2 separate regions of the Homo sapiens genome follow, and region 2 is linked to region 1. A link is a contact called in ENCODE Hi-C data. All regions are on one chromosome and are shown on one strand. Each heading gives the region's core, a stretch centred on a gene start or an enhancer-like site at or near the end of the contact. The rest is flanking DNA. Distances are from core to core; before and after follow the strand shown. Region 1 holds the start of CEP72 (centrosomal protein 72). Region 2 holds the start of SLC12A7 (solute carrier family 12 member 7).

The links. A loop is a pair of places that touch in the nucleus more often than their neighbours do. Pooled maps may share reads with other maps.
Region 2: a map of CD8-positive, alpha-beta T cell shows a loop between it and region 1 (4-fold over the local background). The contact joins the promoter of SLC12A7 here to the promoter of CEP72 in region 1. A Hi-C loop is called at or near these places in 3 of 168 maps with a recorded cell type or tissue (CD8-positive, alpha-beta T cell and naive thymus-derived CD4-positive, alpha-beta T cell) and 9 of 50 pooled maps.

What each region holds. Positions count from the first base shown.
Region 1 is chr5:607,470-614,832 of GRCh38, reverse strand. It overlaps CEP72 (centrosomal protein 72), which reads right to left and starts at 2,493. Exons shown (of 12, transcript NM_018140.4): 1 at 2,390-2,493. The coding sequence starts at 2,471. CEP72-DT (CEP72 divergent transcript) reads left to right here and starts at 2,623. Exons shown (of 3, transcript NR_103444.1): 1 at 2,623-2,681; 2 at 3,080-3,386. It overlaps LOC105374608 (a long non-coding RNA gene), which reads right to left. Exons shown (of 8, transcript XR_007058672.1): 8 at 7,223-7,363. RefSeq lists enhancers at 1,710-2,639, 2,640-3,570.
Region 2 is chr5:1,110,503-1,117,865 of GRCh38, reverse strand. It overlaps SLC12A7 (solute carrier family 12 member 7), which reads left to right and starts at 5,803. Exons shown (of 24, transcript NM_006598.3): 1 at 5,803-5,998. The coding sequence starts at 5,875. RefSeq lists an enhancer at 1-450.

The DNA.
Region 1 (7,363 bases), core at 1,244-3,743:
ACATTCAACAACATAGACCAGATGCTGGATCATAAAACAAACCCTGACAAATTTAAAAGAATTAAAATCATACAGATTATGTTCTGGCCATAATGGAATCACACAGAAAAATAACAGGAAAATATCCACACATGGAACGTTAAAAACATACTCCTTAAAAATCCACAGGTCAGGCCGGGCGCGGTGGATCATGCCTGTAATCCCAGCACTTTGGGAGGCCGAGGTGGGCGGATCATGAGGTCAGGAGTTCCAGCTACTCGGGAGGCTGAGGCAGGAGAATGGCATGAACCCAGGAGGCAGAGCTTTCAATGAGCCAAGATTGCGTCACTGCACTCCAGCCTGGGTGACAGAGCGAGACTCCACCTCAAAAAAAAAAAAAAAAAAAAAATTCACAGGTCAAACAGGAAGTATCGAGGGAAATTCTTAAAATACGCTGAACTGGATGAAAATTAAAATACAACATAACAAAATTTGTGGATACAGCTAAAGCAGTGCTTACAGGGAAACTTGTGGCACTGTTTATAATAGAAAATAGGAAAGTCTCAAATCAATAATCTACAGTTTTGCCTCAAGGATTTAGAAAAGTATAAAATAAATGCAAAGCAAGCAGAAAGAAGGAAATAAAAAAAAGCAGAAATCAATGAAATTTGAAACTAGAAAAACACTGGAGAAAAATCAAACCCAAAGTCGGTTCTTTGAAACTATCAATAACATTCACAAGCCTCTAGCAAGACTAAAAAAGAAAGAATACACAGATTATCAACATCAGGAACAGAAAAGGGATATCCCTGTAAACCTTGTAGCACTAATCAGGGAAGAAGGGAGGACTCGGCATGTCCCGAGGTCAGCTGCCCTCTCACCTGCTTCCTCAGAGCCCTGTGGTGCCTACTGCCTCAGGATCACTTGGATTTTGTCACGAGGTTACAGTTCCCCTTAACCACTCTACAGATAATAACCTGGACATTATAAACCGTTAAGTTTTCCATTTGAGATATTCTTTCAGGACCTGGGGACTGATGCCAGCTGGTCTAAAGGGCCCCGCAAGCGGATTCACCAAAGAATGCAGTTTCCACACCCTGATAATTCCATGGCCCTTACCTCCACCAACTGACAACACCAATCTTCCAGCTCCTCACAGTCCTGTTCCTCTAAAACCCCCAGCTCAGGCTGGGTGTAGGTGGCTCATGCCTGTAATCCCAGCACTTTGGGAGGCCAAGGCAGGTGGATCACCTGAGATCAGGAGTTCAAGACCAGCCTGGCCAACATGGTGAAACCCCGTCTCTACTAAAAATATAAAAAATTAGCCGGGCATGGTGGCGCGTGCTTGTAATCCCAGCTACTCAGGAGGCTGAGTGAATCACTTGAACCTGGGAGGTGGAGGTTGCAGTGAGCTGAGATTGTGCCACTGCACTCCAACCTGGACGACAGAGTGAGACTCCGTCTAAAAAAAAAAAACCGCTCAGATCTCCTTGGGGAGATGGATTGAGGCCTCCTTCCACCTCCCTGCTGGGCCCCTGCCAGCCTTAAACTCTTTCTCTGCTGCAAACCCCACTGTCTCAGTGTATTGGCCTGTGGCCCCCACAGCACCTGACTGAACCTGTTGGTCCAGTAACACCTGCAGACCACACACAGACATTAACAGGCTAACAACAGAACACCAGAAACAACTCAACACACACACTCCACAAGTTAGCTCAAATAAGCCAATGCCACAAAACCCCACACAGCCAAGACTCGCGGTGAACTAATATGAACGGTTCTCTAACAACCAGAGATACAGAATTTGTCATTTAAAAGCTTCAAAAACAGAAATTGACATGTCCATATGGTTTCACTGGAAAATTCCAGGAAACATTCAAACAATGAGCACACACTCTACAGAACCTCTTCTAAATATAAGAGAAGGCAACACTTCTCAGCAGTTTATGAGCTCGGCTTCACCTTGACGCCAAAACCAGACAAAAATAAGCCAAAAAGAAGGAAACCGGCCACCAACATCCTCAAGAAGGCCGAGCGCAACAATCACCACAGAGTGGGCCCAGGAGAACCAGGGAGGTGATCCCCAGCGGGAGGGCGGGCTGCGCTCCTGGACAGCAAGGCCGGCTCCCTCTTCTCAGCGGATGTAACCCCCAGTCACGGAACCAGTGACCCGATAGACAGGCAGGGGCCGGGACGCCGGGACCCGAACGCGGGCAGGGGCCGCACCTGGGCACGGGGGGTGGGTCGCTCACCTGGACACGCGCGCCCCGCTCGCCCGCGACCGTTCCGGACGCCCGCGGCGCCTGCGTAGACGGGTCCCGCCTGCCCACGGTCCGCCGCCGCCCCGGGAAGCTCGGCACCCACCCCCCCGCCACCTCACGCTTGCACCCCCGCCCGCCCTCCGGCGCACCCAGGTCGCGGTGAGGCCCTAAGCCGCTCTTCGCCCGAACCGCCTCCTCGCTCAGCACCAGCCGAGGGCCAGCCCGCGCCATGTTTCAAACGGAGCCCTCGGACGGCGCCTGCGCGGCGGGCGGGGCGAGGCTACGAGAGGGGCGGGACCTGCGTCGGCAGAACCGAGAGCCTGGCGGGACGGGGCGGGGCCTGCGCGGCGGGGCGAGGGGCGTGGCTGGGGGAGGGGGCGGGACTGCGTGGGCGGAACCAAGAGCCTGGCGGGGGGTTCTCCTGAATGGCGGTTCTCCCAGGTACTGGCCACGCGACCCCAGCCCCCGCCCCAGATAGCTCCCTGTCAAGGCTTCCCTGGGCGCGGCCGCCTTCTAGGCCCCGGCCCTTGACACACGCGGTGTCCTCCCGGGGAAACCCCGAGTAGGCGCGGTGGAATCGCGGCTGGTGGTGGGCATGGGGACCCTGCCCCATCCACACTCCGCTCCCACCCTGAACCCAGCGCCCCCGGGGACCCCCGACTCACCTAGACTCCCCACCCAACCCGACCCCCCCGCGGGGACCCCTCCAGACACCCCAGCACCCGCCCGGAGCCTTGTCTGCTGCACCTCCCGTCCAGCCCCGGGCCTCCCAGAGGTGGGCGGGAGCTGAGCTTCTCCCCAGCCAGTCACTCCCCACGGCCGGTCCTTCTCCACCCCAGAACCTCCAGAGATGTCACAGGCCCAGCACTGTGGCTCGTGGCTGACCGCGCCCTGGAGGGTCTCGCTGTGTTTATCCTTGTGAGGTCCTTCTACAGAGCTTTCAAGGAAGACAGAGTTCAGCCTGTTTATTGGGAAGACTTTAATCCTGCTCAAGACATCTACTGTGTCACCGTACCACTGTGGCCCAGCGCCTGGTGGAGTGAATCCAGACCCCCAGGGGTGTCCCCTCCCCGCCTTTCTCCTGGTGTCTAGGGGCACCCAGAAACCCTCACCCCAGATTAGACCAGCTCGTTGGCAACATCCCTGGTATGTCACAGCCTGGGGGGTGATAGACAAGGCAGGGTAGTGGTGGGGGGTACGTATGGTGGTAGTAGACGAGGGTATACACAGACAGAGGGTGTACATGGGGAATGTGTGCAGGGGCTGTGTGCAGGGAGTGTGTGTGGATGGTGTAGGGGAGTGTGTAGGGGAGTGTGTAGGGGGTGTGTGCAGAGGTTGTACACGGGGTGTGCAGGAGGTGTACTCAGAATGTGTTCAGGGAGTGTGTGCAGAAGGTGTACATGGGGTGTATGCAGGAGGAGTGTGCAGAGGGTGTACATGTAGGGGGTGTGTGCAGACAGTATACAGAAGGGGTGTGTGCAGAGGATGCACACAGGGTCTCTGCAGGGAGTATGTGCAGTGCTGTACATAAGGAGTATGCAGGGGGTATATACAGGGTGTATGTGCAAGGGGTGTGTGCAACAGTGTGTGCAGGAGGTGTGTGCAGGGTCTATGTGTGGGGGTGTGTGCAACAGTGTGTGCAGGAGGTGTGTGCAGGAGGTGTGTGCAGGAGCTATGTGTGGGGGTGTGTGCAACAGTATGTGCAGAGGTGTGTGTAGGGGCTATGTGTGGGGGTGTGTGCAACAGTGTGTGCAGGAGGTGTGTGCAGGAGGTGTGTGCAACAGTGTGCAGGGGGTGTACACAAGGTGTGTGCAGGAGGTGTGTGTAGATGTGTGTGCAGGAGGTATACACAGGGTTTGTGCAGAGGATGTGTGTGGGAGGTGTGTGCAGGGGATCTGTGCAGGGAGTGTACACAGGCTGTGTGCAGAGGCTATGTGCAGGGGGTGTGTGCAACAGTGTGCAGGGAGTGTACACAAGGTGTGTGCAGGAGGTGTGTGCAGAGGTGTGTGCAGGAGGTATACATGGTGTGTGAAGGTATGTGTAGAGGTGTGTGCAGGGGGTATACACAGGGTTTGTGCAGAGGATGTGTGAGGGAGTTGTGTGCAGGGGATCTGTGCAGGGAGTGTACACAGGCTGTGTGCAGGGGGTATGTGCAACAGTGTGCAGGGGGGGTGTGTGCAGAGGTGTGTGCAGGGGGTGTACACAGAGGGTGGTGGCAGGCGGTGGATGCAAGGCTGCATCTGTTCAGCCCAAGACGTTCCATTGGTCCAGTGGTGTTAGAGCACATTTGGTCAGGTTGCCTTCATGGGATATTTGACAAGCTGCAAACCCGAGGGCATGCTGGTGCCCGAGGGCGCCTCCGTGCTGACCTCAGCATGTGCAGCAAGAGCCAGGGCACAGGGGCGGCCTGGCCCATTTCAGGCAGGTGCTCTGTGGGAGGGTGGCTGTCTCCACTGACAACCCAGGGAGGTCAGCAAGGAGGAGCCCTGAGGTGGACTCGAAAGCTGTGGGAGCTGATGGCCCTCCTGGTCTCTGCCACAGCCCTTAGGCTGTGGGACACACAGCGTCACATTTGATCACTGTTCATGGGGCCTGCCGAACACTCAGCATTCCTGAGTGCAGATCGTCACGTAACTTTCCAAAAATTGCAAACCCAGATATGGCTCCATGACCCCTCCTGCAAGACTGTGAAGGAGTTCAGGGCACAGCTGAGCCCTCACACCCCCAGCCCCATCACTGCCCCTGATATGCACTGAGTGGAATTCTGTCCCGCCAGGAGACAAACAGTGGACAGCATCCTGGCTCTTCAGAAGCACATGACGATGGCAAACTGAAGGCCTCATGGGCCCTCACCCAACAGCAGTGGCTTTTCAGGGCATAACACAGGCCCCAAACACTGAGCCTCTTCCTCCTGGGCAGGTACCCAGCTGGCCAGACAGGGCAGGGTAGGGGCGAGTGGGACCTCAGTGGGCAGCCGGTCCAGGACAGAACCACACGGGGATGTGATGGAAGTACCAATGGGAACTTTGAAAACAATGCCTCTGCTCACCAAAGTATCCCAGCTTCACTGTAGAAAATATAGACACTACAGAAGGGCACCGAGATTCGATATGCCGCCCTGCTGAGATAACCCACACTAACATGCCCACATGTATCCTGCAGGTGTTTTTCAAGCCTGTGCGTATTGACAGTCATGAGGCTATGCTAAGCATTGCCGGATGCATCTGCCACTAAGTAGTCTTTAACGTTGTTTATTAAACACTTTTAATGGTCACGTTAGATCATAAACCAAACCCAACTTTATTATCCTGTCTTCTGCTGCTGAAAGTTGTGTCTGTCTCCACTTCCTCACGGTGCTCACTCTGGTTGGCCAAATCATGAAGATCCATGGAGGCGCGGGAGCCTTCCGGCCTGGAATGGGGCAGCAAAAGCACAGAGCCGCAGAGAAGCCGGGAAAGCAAAGGCAGGGGCTGCTGGGCTGGGCCCCATCAGCCCCATGGCAGCGGCACCCGCACAGGCCTGGGGTCCCCAGCAGCAGGGATGCTGTCTGTGGGCCCAGGGCTCCTCCACAGCTTTGGGGGCTTCCTGCCAGAGGAGGGGGGTGGTTCTCCTGGGAGGGGCCCCAAGACAGGAGTCCCCAGACCTGGGCACGCCTCACCTCGGGTAGGGCCCCAACGCTTCAGCGGGTCTCACTGGCATCCCTAAACCTAGACCACAGGAGAGTGTGCTGTGCCATCATCACGATGACCCCTCCCCATCCCAGCGCACGCTCCCACGACGCACCGTGCTCACAGTGACCCCTCCCCATCCCAGCGCACGCTCCCACAATGTGCCGGGATCACAGTGACCCCATGGGCTACCTGCCGCTCCCAAGGACTAATGGAGGCCTCTGTCCCCAGGTTCTATCCCGGGTTCCTCACAGGGCACCAGCCCTCAGGCCCAGTTAAATTCCGGAGCGGCTCTTTAAGCCCACAGGCCCAGGCCGCTATGGTAGGACCCAGGTGGGAGAGGCTCTCCGTGTGCTGTCTCCCTGACAGGTGCCCCATCCATAGCTTTCTAGAACATCCCAGGGAGGCTCCCAGGCCCCGAGCCTCAATCCTCAAGCCTGTGGGTCCCAGACTGCAGGCTCAGTGAGCCCTACAGAGACCAGGCCAGCGGAAGGAAACAGGGAGACCCACATGGTCAGAGAAGAGGGCTGGAGGTTCAGCCTGAGGGGCCTCTGGGCTTTCTCTAAACAGAGCGGGGGTGGGAGGAGGCTGTGATGTACAGTGAGGGGACTTGAGAGGGAAATGGGGGCCTCCACCCACCCCAGGGACGAGCGCTCACCCCAGGCCCACCTGGCTCGCAGCATCCAAGCCAGGGCTACGCAGAGCAGCTGCTCCCAAACCCAGCTCCCTCTGGGTGCCTGAGCCAGGCTCAGAGATGCATCCTGCATCGTTCTTTCTCCATCCTGTGTCAACAAGACAACACAGGCAACCAGCGTGGCCATGCTGGAAATCCACAGCCTAGCGGAGCGGCCTCGCCTGCATTCATGTGGCCAGTGGAATTCGCGGCACACACATTCGCACTGTCACGCTCAGTTCACGTGTGCACACGCTCACAGCCACAGCACACTCACAGTTCACACACCTCACACGCATACATACACAGGTGTACGTGCACATGCACACTCACGTACACACCCACCCACACACAGTCTCACACCCAGGTTCACACCCACACATGGACCTCAATCCACCGGTACCTGCCACACACCCACACGCGGACCTCCATCCCACTCCAAGGCCTTTCCCCACATCCCCGGGCGGCAGGAGCCCAGCGGTCAGTGCAGAGGCATGGACGAGGGCCAGGGAGGCAGGTGGCACGAGCCACCTGCTCTCCACATCCTTCTCGAGAGGAAAGGAGGTGCCGGCCCACCCTGCCCACAGCTCCTCGGCGAAGCCGCGTCTGGTCCAGGGCCAGCCGCCCCTTTGCTGGTTTCAGTTCCTCCTTTATCCATTCATAAACGTTGAACAAAAGCGCTCTTTTCCCTCACGGTATCTCTAGCAGTTAAGATCAACACCAATATTTGAGAACTGTCAATACTGCATTTTACCCACTTCCCAAATGTGAAACCGGAAGGC
Region 2 (7,363 bases), core at 4,554-7,053, 500 kb before region 1:
TCTCCTGACCTCGTGATCCACCCACCTCAGCCTTCTAAAGTGCTGGGACTACAGGCGTGAGCTACCGCGCCCGGCAGGGATCAGTTTTTAAGGACAGCTTAGTGGGTGAGGAAGCCAGTGAGCCAGGAGTGCTGATTGGTCAGGTCAGAGATGAACTCATAGGGAATTGAAGCTGTCCTTTTGTGCGGAGTCTGTTCCTGGTGGGGGTCACAAGATCAGATGAGCCAGTCTATTGGTCTGAGTGGTGCCAGCTGATCCATCTAGCGCAACAAGGATCCGCAAAACATCTCAAGCATGGATTTTAGGAGCAGTTTAGGGAGGGTCAGAATCTTGTAGCCTCCAGCTGCATGACTCCTAAACCACAATTTCTTTAATCTTGTGGCTAATTTGTTAATCCTACAAAGGCAGTCTAGCCCTCAGGCAAGAAGGAGGTTTATTTTAACTATAAACTAAGTTCCTCCCAAAGTTAGTTCAGCCTACGCCCAGGAAGGAACAAGGACAGCTTGGAGGTCAGAACCAAGATGGAGTCAGGTCGGAACCCTTCCACCAACGGTGATAATTTTGCAAACTTGGCTTCACTAGTTGCTTCGTTGCTCCATCTCGGGCTGGTAGGAACCCCTTCCCTGGCTGCCTCCCCAGCGAAGGCTGCACCCCCACCCCCGCAGGCCAGGCCCAGCTCACCCCAGCCTGCTCAGTGGCCCCTCGCAGTACGCTCCCCACCAGCCCCCCAGCCCATCCCCACGGCTCTGGGGTTTGAGCAGGACCCTCCGCGGCTCTGAGACAGAGCCAGCAAATCCCTGATCTCATGGTGTTGCTGGGGTCGGGGGCGGCATCCATGAGGGTTGGCCTCGTCTTCCAAACCCAGCTCTTTATGACGTCTGAGAGAGGATTGGCCACATCGTGTCCTGGGCTCTGCTTCCATTTCTGAAGGGCTGCGTGTCTGCCAGGTTGGGAGGTTTTGAGCCCATCTGGACCCTGGCATGGCCTTTCCCCCTGAGCCGACAGCAAACATTTGCCCAAGCTTCACGGGAAAGAAGTCACCTGTGGAGCAGGAACGAGAGCTGGCGGGGGGTGGGTGGGCTTCTGGGCAGCTTGGACTTCAGAGGAGATGCGAACCTTCCCTGTGTCTGCAACTCACGGGCGTCCGTGTGAGATTCTGAGTAACATTATGTGAGTTACACTTTGAGAGAAGGAAAGCCACACACGTGGTCTAAAAATCCTGGAGCCTCCTGAGTGAGGGGAAGAGTGTGTCGGACTCATCCACGGAATCTTCCAGAGGGAACTTGAGCGAAGACTCAGTGTCCGTGAATTACAGGACTGAGAGCTTTGTCGCTCAAGCTTGACCTTCTGTTGGCGTCACTTACAGTCTCAGACACAGATGGTCTGAGACGAGCTCTGTGGGAGGGGAGGCCCCTTCTATTCCCAGATTCAGCTCCATGGGATGTACCCCTGCCCAGCAGGCACAGGACCCGGGGGAGGCTCAGAACCCCACGTACCTGGCCACTGTGCAGACAGGCTCCCCAGCGCCAGGCCAGGCCCACCATCCACCAGGCCCAGAGGCCCCGCCCTGGGCAAGCCAGGGATCGGGGCGGGGGGCAGCTTGCGGTGCCTGCCTGGGAAGAGCCTGGCATTGTTTGCAGAACCCTTGGGACAGGGCTGCTTCTTCAGGGGAGATGCAGCCATGGGCCTGGGGCTGTGGCTGGGGTCTTCTGTCATCCCTGCCTACCACAGCTCCCTTCGAGCCCCCACAGGTGGTGGCGGATGTGGGGCTTTAGGGCCACCCTGGCCATGGGCAGAATTCTCGGCCCTGGTGGGACTCCTGGGCAGGGAGAGTGTGGGTCCCACAGGTGGCCGGAGACTCTGCTTCCTCCACTGATGTCCACATACCCCACCCTGCCAGGAGAGGCTCACCACGCTTAAAAAAAAAAAGGTTTGTTTTTTAAAAATCACTTTAGCCTTGGGTAACTGGGGCCTCCCTTCCCTCTCCTCCCTTCCCACCTCTTTCCTTTCCCTCCCCCTTCCCCCGATTCTCCTTCCTCCCCTCTCTCTTCTGCTCTGCCCTATTCGCTCTCTCCCCCACTCACCATGGGTGCTGGGCCAACAGGCAAGAACCTGGGTGGGTGCCCGGCCCTGCCAGGCAGAAGGCGGGTGGCTTTCTGGTGAGAAGGAGTGTGGGGCCTCCAGGGCCGGCCTCCTCCAGGTGTCCCCTTCCCTGGACACGGAGCTCTCCACGGACACTCTGCCTGCCAGCCCCACCTGCATCCTTCAGCCCTGGAGGTGCGCCCTGCCTGATACCCGACAGCAGGTTCCCAGCCCAGAAGGATGCAGATGGCGCACCAGGAGATGAGCCCCCCACCCTAACAGGAAAGCAGAAGTGGACTGGGGGGACCCGCGGACCTGGGGAGAAGCTCCGTGGGCAGAGGCACACAGATACCTGGAGGCAGCCTGCGTCTGGTGAGAGCCCTCCCAGGCCACAGCCCTGATTCCAAGCCGTGGGCACGAGCGGCCTCCTGGCTTGGAAGCTGGCATTGGGTGTCCGTCCTAATCCATTAGAAACTCCACCCCAGGGTGGCAGGCAGCAGGGACTGTTTCGAGAATCTACACACAGAATGTAACCACCATCGGCTACACTTTCGCACTAAATCCCAGGGTTCCCCTGGCTGTGCCCTGCACACGGCCAAGAGGCCATCGCAGATGACCAGGCTCACATCATAAGGATGCGAGATTGCATTTGAAGAGGCCCCCTGGGCAAAGCTGGACACCGATGCTTGGAAAGGGCACTAATGGTGATCGACTGAGACCCACCAATGTGTTTCATCAGCGATGTACAAATATACTTGGGAGATTGTCGGGAACCAATTCACCGTTGTGGAAACTGACAAATGAGGGAGAGGCACCCTTGCCCTGCCTTTCCTGTGGGCACCATTATCCAGATGGCCAGACGGACAAGATGAGCCTCTCCCTCCAGTGAATTCATGACGAAGCCACCACGCACTGGAAAATCACCATTTTGCTCCATGAATCTGTCGATTCAGACATCAAGCACCAACGACTGCGGACGGAGGAGCTACCACCAGACAGTGCGTGGCTCCCTCTGCGAGCCCCCGGCCTTGCCAGGGGACTGGACCCGGATCCCAGCAGTCCCCTGGCTCCAGGTGCCCACTTCCAGGAGACGCAGAGGCCTGCACCGAAAGATGCAGCTCCAACCCAGGCCTCGGGTACCTCCACGTGTCCGAGGGCCACTTCCTACAACAGGTGCCGGGTACAGAAAAGGACAGAGGGATGGAGGTGGGTAGGAAGAGAGCACTGAAAGTCACACAACGCACATTTAACCCCAGGCTGCCGTGTGGGAGGATATACGTGGACACGGAAACCCACAGAGCGAAGGGAGGGGCCACCAGACCCCTAGGGATGGGCTACTGATGGGATGGGAGGGGCCTGCAGCGGCTTCTGGGCTCCGGCAAGGGTCTCTGTCTTGACCCGCAGGTGCTTACAGGGTGCTGATCCCTGTCGTGACTCACCTGATTAGAATGCAAAAGGCAGCAGACCTCACCCCCCACCCGAGGTCTCCCACAAGTAAGATCTAAGATTTAAACAAGAGAAGCCACCTGCCTTCTGCCTGGCAGGGCTGGGCACCCACCCAGGTGCTTCAGCCATGGCCCCTGGTCCTAGTCAAGATTTTGTAATCACAGAGAAGACCACCCTCGGAGCTGCCACAGGACCCTAAACTCCTGGGCCTCAGTTTCCTCCTCTGTAAAATGAAGCTGATGAGTCCTGAGTCCGGGAGCTGGCCCTGGCCACAGACCCTCCAAACCAGCTCCTCTGAAGGTCCACAGCCAGCACATGGCGGGCAGCCGGCCCTGGGGTCCTGGGGTGTGAAGCAGAGCTTGGATGTGCGACGGGAGCCCTGCACATCTGTTGCTCCTGCTGGCATCACTTGGGAAGGCCTCGTGCCCACCCTGAGCTCTGTCCAACCCTCGGGAATAGCGCTGGGTGGCAACCAGGGTTGAATGTACAGAAGCCCCTGCTGGGGTGACTGAGGAGAGGGTTTACCCAGCACCCTAAGTGTGAACCCTATAATTGACCCCATTGGGCACTTCTGTTCCCACCCCCTGGATCTTTTTAGCAAAGCCAGCCCTCCTCATAAGGATGCCTGGGAACTATTTTATCTTCTGGGGAGGTGATGGTTTCCTACCTTCCAACCCACTGACCCAGGGAGGCAGCTGACCTAGCACCATCCACAGCCCTGAGCTCCCTTTGGTGGGAGGTGGGGTGAGAGTGTGGAGCAGGCACAGCTCCAGACACCCAGGCCAGAGGAACCCCCACCTCTGCAAGGGCTGGTGCTGGATGGGCGACGTTCCAGGAGGGTCCCAGGCCTACAGCTTCTGCCCAGAAGAGTCCATGGGGCAAAGGGGTAGAACCCTAGGCCACCCCAGGGCATGACTGGCTTTACTGGAAATGGCTGGAGAGGTTGGGCTTGCGTTCCTTGAACCCACAGAGCCCGGTGATCCCACAGCCCGGAGGCCATCACTCCCCTCCAGCTGCCTTTTAGGATTAGACAGGCAAGCGGCTAAAACATGGCCAGGCCATACCCATTTTCCACGTGACAAGAGGCTGTGGCCGTGTTTGCCCACACCACCTGTGTTTCTGCTTTGTTGTCGTACAGCAGTTGTGGGTGATTAGGAATAAAGGCTGACTCATTGCACCTGTGTGCCATAGCATTTTAGCCCAATTCCCCATTGACGGACATCTGATTGTTCCGTTTTTCATGAGTCATTTGTTGAGAAATGTGCCAGGTGCTGGCCGGTGGTATCCTGGTGTCTGCCTGGTGGGTTCTGGAACTCCACCTTCCCTGCATCACCCTGTGAGCTTCTGGAACATTTCCCAAGGAGGGAAGGGAGGGTTCTAGGGCAGGGGCCGCGGGGCACTCCTGGGGCAGGTGTGGAGGAGACTGGGGTCTTCGTGGGTGGTATTTGTCATGGGTGGGGGGGGGGACTCCCTCTACTGGGTTAGGTCCCTAAACTGGAGCTGGACCAAGCTCCGGAGTACCCCACCCCCAGGCTATCCAAGGCTCCTTCCACTGGAGTTGCCTTTGCAGCCAGGTTGGGCTAGCCAGGAGCCAGGCTAGGAGCCCAGGGTCTGAGCGGGTGTTGACAGCCTGGAGTGGGTGGGCGGACTGTGTGGGAGGTGGGTGCTGGAGGATGGCAGGGGGGAACAGGAGGGGGAAGAAGGAGGGGTAGGGGGCTGGAGCAGGAAATGGGGGGCAAACAGGAGGGGGTGCGGGAGGGGGCGCAGAAGGAGGAGGGGCCCAGCAGGAGGGGGTGCAGAAAGGGCAGGGGTTCCAGCAGGAGGGGGTTCATAGGGGCAGGGGGGCCCAGCAGGAGGGGGTGCAGGAAGGGTGGGGGGGTGCAGGAGGGGTGAGGGGTTCCAGCAGAAGGGCGTGCAGGAGGGGCAGGGGGCTGGAGCAGGAGTGGGGGGTCGGGGAAGGGGACAAGAGGGGAGGCGGGGAGGGGGCCGGGGAGGGCGGGGAGGGCGGGGAGTTCCAGCAGGAGGGGCAGGGGGCTGGAGCAGGAGGGGGTGCAGGAGACTGAGCGGGGATTCGCGGGCTCTGCGATGGTCGGGAGCGCAGGCAGCGAAAGCCCCGCGTCCCGGGTCGCGGCGGTCAGACAGACGCAGCCTGGGTTGGGGTCCCTGCAGGAAGTCGCCGCGGGCCAACTTTTCGTGGGGCCGCGGGGCAAGCAGGTGAAGTCACGTGGCCCGGGCGGGGCGGGGCGGCTCGGTCGGACCCCGCCCCTGCCTCCAAGTCCCGTGGCGTCGGCGGGAGCGGCGCAGCGCGGGCCGGGCCGGGACGGGGACTGTCGGCTGCAGGCGGCCATGCCCACCAACTTCACCGTGGTGCCCGTGGAGGCTCACGCCGACGGCGGCGGGGACGAGACTGCCGAGCGGACGGAGGCTCCGGGCACCCCCGAGGGCCCCGAGCCCGAGCGCCCCAGCCCGGGTGAGCGCGGCCGCACCTGGCCGGACAAAGGCCGAGCGCCCCGAGCGCGGGTCTGGGCCCGGCATCCGGGAGCGGAGGCGGGCGGCGGGGCCGGGGGTACAGGAGGCGCCCCTTCCCGCGCCCCCACCGCCTGTTCTCGGTCCCCCACGAGGGCCCCCACCCCACGTTAGTGGCAGCGCTAGGGGGCGAGGGGCCCTGCCAGGGCTCCCGGTACGGTCAGCTCGGGTGGGACCGGGGGCAGAGGTGTGGACGCCGCTGCTGGTAGCCATGGAAACGGGGAGGGGCTGGAGCGCGCCTCCGGAGGGAGCCCGGGCCCCTGGGTGGTCCCTAGTGGGACAGGGGTGGCGGTGGAGACCCGGGCGGTTCGGGAGCCGGGGCGTCCTGCGTCCCCCGCGCTCTCCCTTCCCCTGCGCCGCGGCCGTCCGGTAACACTAGCCCGGGCCGGCCCGTCCTGCCCCCGCCTGACCCTGGAGGAGCCGCCCACCCCCCAGAGGCGGAACAGGAAGGACTGCGCCCTGGCTGGGGAGGGGGCAGCCACCGGGGCCTTGCTCAGGCCGCGTCCTCCGTGTTCCCGTCCCCCGTTCCGGGAATCTGGAGGTTTCTAGCACTTTCACTTTCTCTAGGGGGTGGGGACGGGGCTGGGGAGAGAATCCCCCAGCCCTGTTCCCTCCATCCTGGCTCCAAATCCCAGTTACTCCCCGGATCTCAGCCCCCTCTAGAAACCGGAGGCTCTTAGGCCCTTCCATCCGGAGTCTCTGAGAAGGTGTCCGGACTCAGTCCAGCCCCCACCCCGCGTGCTGGCAGTGCCCGCATGTGCCCGGGTCTCATGCAGTGGGTGGCAGCCTCCCTGCTCCCTGGCAGTGGAAGGAAGGTGAGGTCTGTCCAGGGACAAGTCCGGTGCCAGACCCCAGATCCTTCCTAACCCACCATCCCGGGCAGGAAAGGCCAGACATCCCCTCCAGGCAGTTTAGGAACCCGGAGACACGGGTGGGGACCCACCGTGAAGGCAGTGGCCTGGTGGCCTGGGGTGCGTCATCAGGGTCCCCGTGGCGGGCGAAGAGTGGTCTCAGCTTCCTCTGCACAGAGGCCAGCCCAGATCTTGGAAGTGGTCAGGCGGGGCGCCAGGCTCAACACCAGGTGAAGTGCTAACTAAGCAGGGTCCGTGAGTCCAAGCCCCTTCTCTCCAGTCACCACCGTGGAGGCAGGAAGCACCAAGGAGTGTGGGCCCTGGCGTGGTCTTTCTGTGTGAGCTTTGTAGCAACGCCCCCGGAACGCACTCAGAAGGAGCCTCTTCTTGTCTGGCCGGCCCCTTCTCAAGGCTGATCAGGTTCACTTTTGTCTTTAGACTGTAAGTGTCATTTGCTT